Regions from separate parts of the Homo sapiens genome. Here region 1 is linked to region 2. The links are chromatin contacts, found by Hi-C or POLR2A ChIA-PET in ENCODE. All regions are on one chromosome and are shown on one strand. Each heading gives the region's core, a stretch centred on a gene start or an enhancer-like site at or near the end of the contact. The rest is flanking DNA. Distances are from core to core; before and after follow the strand shown.

What was found. Hi-C counts contacts between places; a loop is a spot of excess contacts on that map. ChIA-PET counts read pairs that join two places held with the same protein, here RNA polymerase II (POLR2A). Pooled maps may share reads with other maps.
Region 1: a map with no recorded cell type shows a loop between it and region 2 (5-fold over the local background). The contact joins the enhancer-like site here to the promoter of DEK in region 2. A Hi-C loop is called at or near these places in 1 of 37 single-sample maps with no recorded cell type and 1 of 50 pooled maps. POLR2A ChIA-PET finds 5 or more read pairs at or near these places in 1 of 52 experiments (activated T-cell).

What each region holds. Positions count from the first base shown.
Region 1 is chr6:24,519,209-24,525,591 of GRCh38, reverse strand. ALDH5A1 (aldehyde dehydrogenase 5 family member A1) reads right to left here. Exons shown (of 10, transcript NM_001080.3): 6 at 5,048-5,191; 7 at 2,667-2,825. Among named protein-coding and RNA genes, the nearest start is that of ALDH5A1, 27 kb to the right of the region's middle. RefSeq lists silencers at 3,089-3,138, 4,508-4,557. Within about 2 kb of position 2,932, at least 4 of the 41 ENCODE cell types and tissues checked have a DNase peak (open chromatin) inside an H3K27ac peak, as active enhancers do.
Region 2 is chr6:18,258,362-18,265,818 of GRCh38, reverse strand. It overlaps DEK (DEK proto-oncogene), which reads left to right and starts at 1,289. Exons shown (of 11, transcript NM_003472.4): 1 at 1,289-1,434; 2 at 1,823-1,976; 3 at 7,414-7,457. The coding sequence starts at 1,832. LOC124901270 (a long non-coding RNA gene) reads right to left here and starts at 1,287. Exons shown (of 2, transcript XR_007059486.1): 1 at 742-1,287; 2 at 1-89. RefSeq lists silencers at 929-1,208, 1,249-1,608, 1,669-1,728 and enhancers at 1,614-2,165, 5,283-5,402.

The DNA.
Region 1 (6,383 bases), core at 1,683-4,182, 6.3 Mb before region 2:
GGACTACAGGTGCTTGCCACCACACCTGGCTAATTTTTCTTTTCTTTTTTTTTTTTTTTAGAGATAGGGTTTCACTGTGTTGGTCAGGCTGGTCTCAAACTCCTGACCTCAAGTGACCCACCCGCCTCAGCTTCCCAAATGCTGGGATTATAGGCGTGAGCCACTGTGCCCGGCCCTCAGCTGAATTTTCTATAGGGTTTCAGGAAGGTAAATATAGGTGTGAGTGCATTCTGTCTTTGAGACTGACTCTTTTGAAATCCATGCCCCTCCTGCAATGCTCTCATAGTGCATCACCTGCAACTAATCCCCATCGGCTAGGATGGCTTACTTTCTATGAATTTTATATTATAAAAATAATTCTACTTAACAAAAATACCCCCTTCCTCCCCAAATATAATCTGCTCTGCCCTTTTCTTGTCATATTAATGTGAGATGCAGTGTTTTTTTCCTAGAACCCACTCTATGACAGTATGTACACTAAAGCCAACACAATGAAGTGTTTTTAAACAAGGTGGTTTCCACCAAATTTCTCTCCAGCAAAAAAGAAATCTCGCTGTCTGCTTGTTTGAAGTCCTGGCGTACAGCACCATCTGGAGGACAATGTCTGCGTCTTCCCTTTGGGGAAAAAAATCTTCAAGACAGAGTGGTTTCCCAGACTGGCTGCAAACTAGCATCATACTGGGGCACTTAGAAAATGCCAATGCCTAGGCTGACTACACATAAATTAACACCTAGTCTTCTTGGATGGGTCCCAGGCAACTGTAGTCGATAAAGGCACGGTGTGAGTTAAGGACCACCACTCTAGGACTTGAACCACAGCTGGCCTAGACCCAAATTGCCTTCACTAGACAAGTGAATACCCCTGCCTTGTCCCCAAGGTCCAAAGTCACCTCTAAAATGCAGGTGGTTCCAATGTAAATTTTAATGTATTTTCTTTATCTAGAGTAATCCCAAGACAGTAACTAGAAATTTATCAGAGCTCTGTCAAACCTCGAGGCTTCCCTGGGTTTCCCAAGGCAATGGATGTGGGTTCAGCTGAGTTGACTGCCCACGGGGTGGAGGCAGCCATGGAGTCAGGGCTTGGTTCTCAGGCTCTGAGGAGGTTGAGGAACAGCGGTGGGGCTGTGCTTCCCATGATGAGTACTGACTTGGCTGTCACTTGCTTCTGGTTCTTCAGTTGCATCCAGGGGCTGGCTGTGCCTCCACTGTGTGTCTCCCTCTGACCACCTCTCCTCCCTTCTTTCCCACACACAATCTTCAGCTTCTACTGTCTTCCTGATTTAAAATATTCCGTTAAAACCATTTCTGGGTAGGCATGGTGGCTCACGCCTGTAATCCCAGCACTTTGGGAGGCCGAGGCAGGTGGATCACCTGAGGTCAGGAGTTCGAGAGCAGTCTGGCCAACATGTGAAACCCCAGCACTACTAAAAATACAAAAAGTAGCCAGGCGTGGTGGTGGGTGCCTGTAACCCCAGCTACTCGGGAGGCTGAGGCAGGAGAATCAATTGAACTCAGTGGGGCGGAGGTTGCAGTGAGTCAAGACTCACCACTATACTCTAGCCTGGGCAACAGAGCGAGACGCCGTCTCAAAAAAAAAAAAAAAAAACACAAAAAACTGGATGTTTGATATTACAAGAAACTTTCTTGTGACTCCAAAATGGATTTTTTTAAAACAGTAGAATAAGGAGAGAAGTCTCATATAGCTAGTAGTATGGATTATAACATTTTTTTAAACAAACAAATCTTTCCTAAAAGCAGTTTCCCCTCAATATCTCTAAATCCTGAACGCGGCATCTGTGATTCTGCACCCCCGGCTGGGATACTTTCATGAAGGACTGTTTTAGACAGGGATTTTGTCATCAAGAGAAGAAAGAACAGGACAACATCAGCATTACAGCCGAAACGCAAACCATCTCAAAACCAAGCCAGTCTTCCATTCCATAGGTGTTCCAAAAGATGAATGAACTTTGTCTCAAGATCCTAATTGCTGAGGCAGTGAGGGATAGAATTATCATCACTATAACAAAATTTAGGGAGGACAGTAAAGAGCTACAGTGACAGACCGCATGGGGACTTGGTGCAATGGCAGGGCTATAGCAGCTCATGACCAGACAACAACCCGATTCATATAACTGGTAGGCAGAATTCACTTTTCTCAGGTTTCTCCATTGTTTACAAAATAGGCTTGCTGGGCACTTTACCAAAATGACTTTTTTGTTTTCATTTTTTTTTTTTGCCTTTTAACATCATTTTTTTTAGCTATTATTAATTTTTTACTTATTTTAACCTTTGTGGTTTTTGTATGAAAACATCATTGAAAATTCCATTCGATTCCATGTATAGATGTAGATCTCTCATACTCTATACTCTAATCAGGATAGTTAGCACATCTATCGCCTCAAACATTGATCATTTCTTTATACTGGGAACGTTCAAAATCTACTCTTCTAATAATAGCTATTTGAAAATATACAATACATTGTTGCTAATTACAGTCATTCTACAGTGCTGTAGAACACCAGAGCTTATTCCTTCTGTCTAGCTGTAATATTCTGTCAACCCACCCCTCTCTATCCCCACCCCTCCAGCCAAAGTGTTTTTTGCTGATTAAGCTTTTCATATTGAAACCATGAAATTTACTTTCACAAATAATACAATATACTTACCTTTTCTACCGCTTTTTCATTAATTAATGGGCCCTGAGTAGTTCCTTCCTCAAATCCATTACCTACGCGCAGGTTCTTCTTCATGGCCTCGGCGAATGCTTTTACAAAGGCATCATGGATGCCCCTTTGCACCAAGAATTGGTTTGAGCAAACACAAGTCTGGACAGGAGACAAAAACAAACCCACACAGTCTGTCAGAAGCTGCAGACCTGACCAGTGAACGTGTGGCTGCTACCGCCTCTCTGTGAAAACACTTCCCTCGGTGGTTGTCATGTGCTCAAACTGCCATTTTCCTCCTCACGTGGGCTTGGCCCCAAAGATAAAAGCACTGAGTCAGTGCATGTTCCCCTCCAGTTCCCTCCACAGCTGCTATGCTACACAGCTGCTATGCATCAGTGATTAGTTGGCAATAAGCACCTGTACACACACACACACACACACACACACGAAAGAAAAGAAAAAAAAGCCACCCAATCCATGTTTTTTTCAAATGGCTTTTATTTTGTTTCCCTGGGGGGTGGGGAAAGAGTGCAATTCTCCTAGGAGACTGTGATGCTGCAGCAACAGCAGAGGCTAAGAGGAATGTGGTCCAACACCAACTTATAGTCTTTTGTTTTGCTGACACAGGGTCTCGCTCTGTCGCCCAGGCTGGAGTGCAGTAGTGATGAGTTCACTGCAGCCTTGACCTCCAGGGCTCAAGTGATTCTTCCACCTCAGCCTCCCAAGTAGGTGGGACTATAGGCACTTGCCACCATGCCCAGCTAATTTTTAATTTTTTTTGGCTGGGCGCAGTGGCTCATGCCTGTAACCCCAGCACTTTGGGAGGCTGAGGTGGGTGGATCACCTAAGGTCAGGAGTTCGAGACTAGCCTGGCCAACATAGTGAAACCCATCTCTACTAAAAATAGAAAAATTAGCTGTAGTCCCAGCTACTCAGGAGGCTGAGGCAGGAGAATCTCTTGAATCCGGGAGGTGGAGGTTGCAGTGAGCTGACATCATGCCACTACACTTCAGCCTGGGCAACAGAGTGAGACTCTGTCACACAAAAAAAAAAAAAAAAAAAAAAAAATTGTAGAGACAGAGTCTCACTCTGTTGCCCAGGCTGGTCTCCAACTCCTGGGCTCAAGTGATCCTCCTGCTTTGGCCTCCCAAAATGCTGGGATTACAGTTCTGAGCCACCATACCTGTCCCCAAGTTGTAGCCTTACAGTGTAATTGATGGTAACATATATTGACATTTTGTATTTATGAAGGAAAATATACTTATTTCAGACAAAACCAAGCTTATTTAGGTTATGTGGAAGGGAAAAACTTAATTACCAAAGGCCAAGGCAAGGATGAAAATTATTTGATAGAGAATATCACACATTTCAGTTTTTTCACAATATAACCTTTCAGGGATATTTACTCTGTTTCTAGAATGCATTTAAAATTACATATTGATGGTACTTTTAAGATGAATGCTTAAGAATATTTAAGAAGGCAGGACCCTGGCAGCAGCTTGGATAGAACTGGAAGACAGGAGCCTTGGCTCAGAGTCCCAGCTCCTCAGCAGATTTGACACTGTGGCCCAAAGACGTCTGATCTCTAAGTCACTTTTTCTTTCTAGAGTTTCATTTCCTCATCTCTAAAATGCAACGTTTGTAGAGCTGATAACTGTGAAGGTCCCTGACAGATCAAATATTCCAGGATTTCCTAGGAAGACATGAGCTCAGGCCTCTGGTCTCCCAGGACAGCCTGGATGCTCCTCTAAAACACTGCTGGCGTGGGCCTGTGCCCTGTAGAGGGCACCTCTGAGGCTCCCTCCATCTCGGGACAGCGAGGCCCCACTGGGTCATAGCAGGCAACAGGGTTTTGAGTTATTCCAGCCACCACCCTCCTCAACATTTTCTTACTTTCTTTCCCTTGGCCTCAGAGACCCCAATTGTTCAAGGCTGTTCTGTGTCTGAGGAGATTATATCCGTTCAGTAGAAAAAAGATCAATGAAAGAAAACTATAAAAATAACCAGATTAAAAGGATAGGGGAAAGAAGAAAACAGAGAACAATTTGACTAAAGGACATCTGCTGTTCAGAAAATTATTTGAAGCCAGGGACTGTACCTTATTTTGGGGGGGCCCCTCTGAGCCTAGTATAACCCTGGTAATAAAAAGTAAGGCATATACTAAATATTTGCTGAAAGAGTCAATGAATAAAGAATGAATAATGGAAGGAACCCAAAAGTTTCCTTATGGGATATAAGGCAGTAGAGGTGGTGGGATCTTTGTAACACACACACACGCACACACACACACACTCACATGCACACATATCACACACACACACATACACACACTCACACATGCACACGCAAACACACATCCTGAAATACTCTCCAGGACTCACCTGTCCAGTGTTCCTAAATTTAGATGCCATGGCCCCTGCTACAGCCTGGTCCACGTTGGCACTGTCAAATACTATAAATGGAGCAAGGCCGCCCAGCTCCATAGAGACCCTTTTCACAGAGTTTGCTGCGTGGTGCAACAGGATCTGTGAGCAGAGGAGAGAAAGCTGTGAGCACAGAAATCCATTACCAGGATTGTTAAGCCTTTGTTTAAAAAAATTACCAAATGGTGAAAAAAGCAAGGTGCACAGTGGTGTACATGGGATAACTTTGCATAAGAAAACGGAGAAATAAGAATATATATTTACATTTGCTTGTATTTGATAAAGAAACATTGGGAAGAGGCTGGGTGTGGTAGTGTGCACCTGTAGTCCCAGCACCTTAAGAGGCTGAAGTGGGAGGATTACTTGAGGCCAGGGGTTCCAGACCAGCCTGGGCAGCATAGGGAGACTCCATTTCAAAAATTAAATAAATAAATAAATTAGTAAAATAAACACTGGGATGACAAGACACTAAAAGTCATTATTTATAGAAAGAGGGAGTGAGTCAGGGTTGGGGTAGGGTGAGACTTGTCATGGTAAACATTAATACTGTCTTAATTTTTCAACCATATAAGTAAGTGTTTATCTATTCAAAACAATTATATGATGGGCTTAAAAATCATAGAGATAAGAAAATAAAATCACCTAGAATCCCACAACCCACAGCTTACACTGATAACATTTTAAAGTACATCCATTTAGAATGTAGCCATGCAGATTCAGGTACATGTACATTTAAAAAAAAAAAAACAGGATGGTATAATTATATAATTATACCGTTTCGTAACCTGCTTTATCTTCCCAATGAATCACATATTTGGGACGTCTATCTTAAAATTTTCATAACCCTTTATATCTTGCTCCTTTAATGTAACACTCTAATGTGAAGATCCTCTTGTGTCAGCACATATGTTTCTAGAACTTTATTTATTATTATTATTGAGATGGAGTCTCGCTCTGTTGCCCAGGCTGTAGTGCAGTGGCGCAATCTCCAGTTACTGCAACCTCCACCTTCTGGGTTCAAGCAATTCTTCAGCCTCAGCCTCTTGAGTAGCTGGCATTACAGACATGTGCCACCACACCTGGCTAATTTTTGTATTTTTAGTAGAGATGGGGTTTCGTCATGTTGGCCAGGCTGGTCTTGAACTCCTGACCTCAAGTGATCTGTCTGCCTCAGCCTCCCAAAGTGCTGGGATTACAGGTGTGAGCCACTGTGCCCGGCCTAGAACATTCCTTTAGATGCTTGCATAGTATTCCACTGCATGGCTCTTCTGTAATTTATTTATTCAGGCCCCAT
Region 2 (7,457 bases), core at 40-2,539:
GTCCCTCAGTGAAGCTCCTGTCCACCTTGCTCACCCTCCAGTTGTTTGCGTGCCTCACTCTTCCTGGACACAGGACCAGAACTCAGGACCTGCCAAATGGTAGGATTGAAAGAGCTGTAACACAAATAGGGGTGAAACACAACCCCCCACTCCCAACCACGTTGCAGGCAGCAAGAAGGAGAGATGAGCTGTGGAGTGTGGATAGGATTTGAGTGGGATAAATAGTGTGGAAAATGGCATACCGTTTGAGGGTAGAAATGACACTATTCGCGTATGTTTTGGAAGGGGAACAAAAGGAAAAGGGAAGATTCAAAGGAAATGTCTAATTTTTGTCCTGCAACCCAGAGTCCAGGCAAATTTCACTGATCACATTTCTATTAAGTCCACTGAGTACAAGGATCCTTCAGGTGAGCTAGTGGTTGAAGAGTTGGGAGAAAATAAAGGAAATCACATACAAAAGAAGGCAGCATTGAGCAGGGAAGATACTGCTTTGAGTGTCTGCAGTGTTGAATGTGTAAAAAGCATCTGCATAGATGACCTAGAACTCTGGGAGAAGGGTCTGGACCCGGCCAAATAACATATTTCCTCTATTATAAAACAGAGAGTGTGTGTGAGAGAGGAGAGGAGAAGGAATGGGGTGGGAGGGAGCCTCTCCCCTTATATTTACAGGGGTGTAAATCTATGTGGCTGGCTATGTGAACCTTTAACGTGGCAGGTAGGATCTTTTTCCTTTCGGTGCACCTTACAAGCGATGCGGTCCTCAGAAATACAGATTTGGGAGTTATCTATCACCCAGCATGATTTCTGGAGCATTGATGAGACCGCTGATTAATTCTCCTCCGCCTCAGAGTAACACTGTCGATAGCGACTTCGGAGATCTCTAAACTTCTTTACCGCGCCCGCCGCGCCCCTCCGCGGCCCGGGACTGCTCATCATCTTTTCCAGGAAGCGACCGTGGAAACAATAAACACGCAGGCCCCCTAGCGTCCTTCCGTTCCGCGCTGCCAGGCCGCCTCGCCTCCCGCTCCCGCCCGCCCCGCGGGACACAGCCCGCCCGCACTCCGGGGCCCGAGCGCCGACCACACTCCAGGCGCAGCCGGGGAGAGCCCCGCGCGCGCATCCCTCCGCCCGCGGCCGAGGCGACCCCTCGCGGTCCCGCCCGCCCGAGCTTCCCGCGGAGGCACCCGGCCGCCCCGCCTCCCCCGCCCCGCGCCCGCCAACTCCCAGCTCGCGGCCCTGATTGGTCGCCGCATTCCCGCTCTCCTTCCCGAACCGCCATTTTGAAAATCTTGTTGATTCTGGGGAGCCGAGCGCGCGGCGCGAGCGTCACGCCAGACAGCGGCCCGCGCGCCTTCTCCTCGGCGTCGGCCGCCGCCGCCTCCCAGAACCTCCTCGTGCCCTCGCGTGCCAGGCCCGCGGCGGCCGAAATCCGCGGTAAGGGCTGCTTCGGGACGCCGGAGGCCCGGTCGCCCCTGCCGCGGCCGACGGGGGAGGGACGCGGCCATTTGGACGGCGGCCTGGGGCGGGGGAGGGGACGTGGAGGGCCGGCAGCTCGGGCCGGGCCGGGAACAGCGCAGGCCGGGCGGGCGCGCGCGCACGCGGGGCAGCGGGCGCGGTTTCCCGCCTCGGGAATCCCTGGACGGCGGCGGCGGAGCGGGAGGGAAGCCGCCCCTGGGGACTGAGCGCTGCGGTCCCGGCTATGGGAGGAGGCAACTTTCAGGGCAGGTGTCCCGCGGGAAGGGTAGCATCATTCAGGGTGGCCGCCCGGTCCTGCCTGCGGGAGTAGGAGGACCGAGACGTCCGGCTTTCTTCCCGCATGCAGGTTCACAGCATGTCCGCCTCGGCCCCTGCTGCGGAGGGGGAGGGAACCCCCACCCAGCCCGCGTCCGAGAAAGAACCCGAAATGCCCGGTCCCAGAGAGGAGAGCGAGGAGGAAGAGGACGAGGACGACGAGGAGGAGGAGGAGGAGGAAAAAGGTGGGGGGAGTCGCATCCCAACTGATGAATTTTTCAGACCGAAGTTTTTTTGTATTTTTCACCCAGGAAACAGTTTTCTTGCTCTTTTGGTGTTTAGAGGCGTGAAGTCGGAGTGATTTTCAGCGAGAATGTGTGCACAATTTATCTGCTTTTGTTTTGAGCGATGGCGTAGAATTGACTTTGTGTATTCCGGTTTTTAAAGTATTTGTTAGCGTGGTAGAGATGTATTGGAGTGCAGCCGACTTCTCGTCCGCTCTAAACGTTCGTTAACATTTCATCATTTGACGGGAAGTTTGTAGGTCTTGGATTTGATTTTTTTTTTTACCTGTGTGTGTGCACCTTTGAAGTTGCTAAGTGGATGTTCTAATTTTGTCCTTTTCATTACACATCTTTTGCCTTTTGAAGTTATTGTAAGGTCTTGGTGCAGCCCGTTAAGACTGAAGTTATAAGGCTAGACCCGGAAGTATTTGAATACTTTCGAATATTTTTACATTTACCAAAAAGTTTCCCTCCCTGGCAAACAGCGGTGAAAGCTGTTGCTACTTGAGAAAGTAGTTAAAAATGAAGAAAGTGAACTCTGAAAGAAAGTTAAATGTGAGCCCAGCACTGTCTCGGTTTCGAACCTGTGTCTGTTTTAAGGGAGGGCGATATGAGCCCTGATTTGACTGGAGGTGTGAAACGGAAACTTGACTGAATAGAGGAGTGTGCTGCGGCAGTTTATCCAGGATGCATGCAGTGTCTGTTTCAGGTGTACCCGCTTCTTGACATGTTTCCAAACATTTAAAAATCCGAGTCGCATCTCTTAGCATTCTTTGATATTAGCTTAGTCTGCGGTTATTTCGTATATGTTTACGACTCAGCCACACTTGGGAAGAGGTTGAAGCGCTCTTCCTAAACCCGGATTTTTTTTAAGCCTCAACCAGCCTGTGGTCACAATCTGGGTTAAGATTACAAGGTGTGCCTTTTGTTTGTTTAAAGTGGTATGTGCCCTAAGAAGGGCATATTTAAGTAAAGCATGGCTTTTTAAATATAAGTTTTCACATAAACTATTGCTTAACAACATGTTATTTTAAAATTATTTTTAATACAACAACAAAATTGGCTGCACTATCTCGCTGCTAGCCAAAGAGGCTCTGCACTTTTTCTCCAATTTTTTGTTTGTATTTTGGTCTTCTGGTGGGGGCAGGGTTGAGATGCCAAAGAAATGGTGAATTTTCTTCATGTCAGGAAAAAATTAGAGAAGTCATGTAAATATACTGTAAGTGGCCAACACAGTAATGCTTGGGGAAGAGTTGGTAGTTGAAAGAATCCCATGTTTTGTTCTAGACAAATTATTTTTAAAAACATGATGTTGTAGAAATTTTATCCCCTAATAGTTTTATTGTAGCTGTGATTTATTATTCTTTTTACTAATTTGAGGTGTTTGTGGGACAAGTAGAATTGTGAAAGTTTTTATTTTACTTAACCCTGAATATTTAACTTTAGAACTGAGGCATCATGGAAGCCAGACAGTGAAATACTTTCTGTATTAGGCTTTTTTTTTTTTTTGCGTTACTATAAAGAAACACTTGAGGCAGGGTAGTTTATAAAGAAAATAGGTTTTATTGATTCGTGGTTCTGCAGACAGTACAAGAAGCATGGCGCCAGTATTTGCTTCTGGTGAAAGCCTCAGGAAACTTCCAATCATGGCAGAAGACAAAGGGGGAGCAGGCATTTCATTTGGGAGTGGGAGCAAGTTGTAGAGGGAGGTGCCATGCTCTTTTAAACAAATCTTGAGAGAACTCACTCACCACCACGGATTACCATGCTAAGCCGTTCATGAGGGATCTGCCCCCATGATTTAATCACCTTACCAGGCCTCACCTCCAGCATTGCAAATCACTTTTCAACACGAAATTTGGAGGGGGCAAACATCCAAAGCATATCATTGCACCCCCGGTCCCCCAACTCTCATATGTTTCTCACATTTCAAGATTCAGTTGTGCCTTCGCAGTAGTCCCCCAAAGTCCGGTCTTGTTTCAGCATTAACACAGAAGTCCCAAATCTGTAAGTCCAGAGTTTCATCTGAAGATGAGTTTCTTCCACCTATGAGCCTGTGAGATCAAAAACAAGTTATTTACTCCCAAGATACAGTGATGGTACAGACATTGGGTAAAATTCCCATTCCAAAAGGGAGAAAGGCCAAAAGAAAGGTGCAATAGGCCCCACACAGTCTGGTTTGGTTTTTGTTTGGTTTTTGTTTTTCTGTGTTTGTTTGTTTGTTTGTTTTTTGAAACGGAGTTTCGCTCTCGTTGCCCAGGCTGGAGTGCAGTGGCCTGACCTCGGCTAACCGCAACCTCTGCCTCCTGGTTCAAGGGATTCTACTGCCTCAGCCTCTCGAGTAGCTGGGATTACAGGCATATGCCACCACAGCTGGCTGATTTTGTATTTTTAATAGAGACAAGGTTTCTCCATGTTGGTCAGGCTGGTCTCAAACTCCCGACCTCAGGTGATCCGCCCGTCTCAGCCTCCCAGAGTTTTAGGATTACAGACGTAAGCCACTGCGCCCGGCCTACAAGTCTGAATCCTAGCAGGGCAGTCTTTAAATCTTAAAGCTCCAAAATTATCTCCTTTTACTGCATGTCTGGCATCCAGAGCACGCTGGTGCAAGGGGTGAGGGGTCCCAAGGCTTTGGGCAGCTCAGGATGCAAGCTGCTTGTGGCTCTACCATGCTGGAGTTTGGAGGTGGCAGCCCCCTTCCCACAGCTCCACTAGCCAATAGAGCCTTGGTGGTGAATCTAGGGGTCCACCCCCCATTTCCCCTTTCCACTCCACACTGCCCTAGTAGAGGTTTTCTTTCTTTTTTTTTTTTTTTTTTGGAGACAAGGTCTCACTTGTCACCCAGGCTGGAGTGCAGTAACATGATCTCAGCTCACTGCAAACTCTGCCTCCCAGGCTCAAGCAATCCTCTCACCTCAGGAACCACAGGCATGCGCCACCATGCCCGGGTACTTTCTGTATTTTTTGTAGAGGCAGGGTTTTACCATGTTGCCCAGGCTGGTCTCAGACTCCTTAGCTCAAGTGACCTGCCCGTCTCTGCCTCCCAAAGGGCCTGGATTACAGGAATGAGCCACCACGCCTGGCCCTGAGTAGCAGTTTTCTGTGAGAGTTCCACCCCTGCAGGAGGCTTCTGCCCAGGCACCCAGGCTTTCTCATATATCCTCTGAAGTCTGTCCTAAGAAAGGGGTCAGATTAGCCAAAATTGGCAGTGATTTTGGGGAAAAGGGAAGTGAGAGAAATGACTAGTAAAAGATGACTCTTAGGTTTCTGTCTTTGGCAGGTGGGTGGATGGTATTAATGTTTTTTGAAAAAAATTCACAAAGTGAGCAAGTTTGGAGATGATTATGATTTTTCTTTTGAATATTTTGAGTTTAGGTGCCTGTAGGACATGAATTGTAGCTGTCCAGATGACAGACAGGCATATACTGTTGGCTCTCCATATCTGTGGGTTCCTCATCTGTGGATTCAATCAACCACAAATTGGTAAAAATGGATGGTTGCATCTGTACTGAACATGTACAGATTTTTTTATTATTCCTAAACAATACAGTATAACAACTATTTACATATCAGTTAAGTTGTATTAGTCATTATGAGTAATCTACAGATGATATAAAGTATATGGGAAGATGGTCATAGGTTACATGTAACTACTACACCATTTTTTTAAAAAATAAGGGACTTGAGCATCCATGGATTTTGGCATCTGAGGGGCGTCCTGGAACCAATCCCTCACAGATACTGAGGCAATATTAGTTAATATGAATCTCAGATGAAAGTTGTGGCTTGGAGATTGACTGGGAAGTCATTAGCTTGTAGTTAGTAATCAGAGACAAGCAAATAGTTTAAATCACTAAGTTGATGAAGTTGAGTGATAGTAGGGGTTGTTTTAGTGTGTTTGGTCTTCATTCTGTACAACATGGCCAGAATATACCTGTTGATAGCCCTTTCTCCTGAAGTATTCTTTCTGTGCGAATCCTTACATTACTAAATCTAAGCTGTCTTTAAAAGCCAGCACACGTGCTTTGTTCCTTTTTCTCTAGTCCCAAAATAATCAATTCCTCCTCAGTGCACAGCAATTTATTTGTGTATCTTTCTTAAGATGTTTTGTTATCTTTTATATTGGCGTATATTTATGTCTCATTTCTTTAGTAGCATCTTTTTCAAAAGATACGCAGTTTTTATCATCCATTTATCCCCTCTTAGTATTGAGTGCAGCTGCACAACACAGGCATTAAATAAATGGCAGAACCTCGAGCAGTATATAGTATTCTTTTATCTGACTTTATTTCATTCAAAAAATGATTTTATTTTAGATAAATGGAGCTTAATGTTTTGAATTTTGAAGTATATGCTACCTGTTTTCTAGATTTTTTTTTTTTTTTTTTTTTTTTTTTTTTTTTTTTTTTGAGACGGAGTCTTGCTGTGTCGCCCAGGCTGAGGTGCAGTGGTGCGATCTCGGCTCACTGCAAGCTCCGCCTCCTGGGTTCATGCCTTTCTCCTGCCTCAGCCTCCCAAGTAGCTGGGACTACAGGCACCAGCCACCACACCTGGCTAATTTTTTGTATTTTTTAGTAGAGATGGGGTTTCACCACGTTAGCCAGGATGGTCTTGATCTCCTGACTGAGTTAGCCAGGATGGTCTCGATCTCCTGACCGAGTTAGCCGGGATGGTCTTGATCTCCTGACCTCGTTATCCGCCCGCCTCAGCCTCCCAAAGTGCTGGGATTACAGGCATGAGCCACCGCGCCTCACCGTAGATTTTTGTGACTAAACAATTTAACTTTGAGTGACTTATGGTCATCATTAGGAATGTTATTCATAAACTACAAAGTAATGCTCTCCCAGTTGATTGCATTAAATGTAAACTTGGAGAGTTTTATCCTATCCACGTACTTCAGGCTGTTCTGCCTGGAAGTCTTTATTTGTGTTTCTTTTGTCAGTTTACTAAATTGTTATTGTTCTCTATATATCTTTTGAAGTTCTTAATCTCCCAGTCTAAATTTGATTATTCCTGAAGTACAGCAAACTGAATCTCAATTATTAAATAGAATTATGTCCAAAGATTAAACAGAGCTAGATTTTTTTCACAAACGAAGTGACTGGACTGTAATGGCAATAATTTTAGTTGGATAAAAATTAGTTTGCTTTCTAATTTTTTTTTTTAACTGAGTCCCTGTGAGTGCCAGGTGAGTAAAATGTTACTCTGAAAAAATTTTCATGGTGCTCTATTAATTAATCAAGTGTTTTCCTCTTTTATGTCATTTGCTTTCCAAAACCATGCTCAGAAGAAGAATAAAGTATTAGGTTTTGGGGACTTTGTTCTACATGTGTATCTAATAAAGTTAATACAATGTTTAAGCTTTTTGTTAATTAAGAAATACTAAATTAATTTCTAGAAAAGAGTCTCATCGTGGAAGGCAAGAGGGAAAAGAAAAAAGTA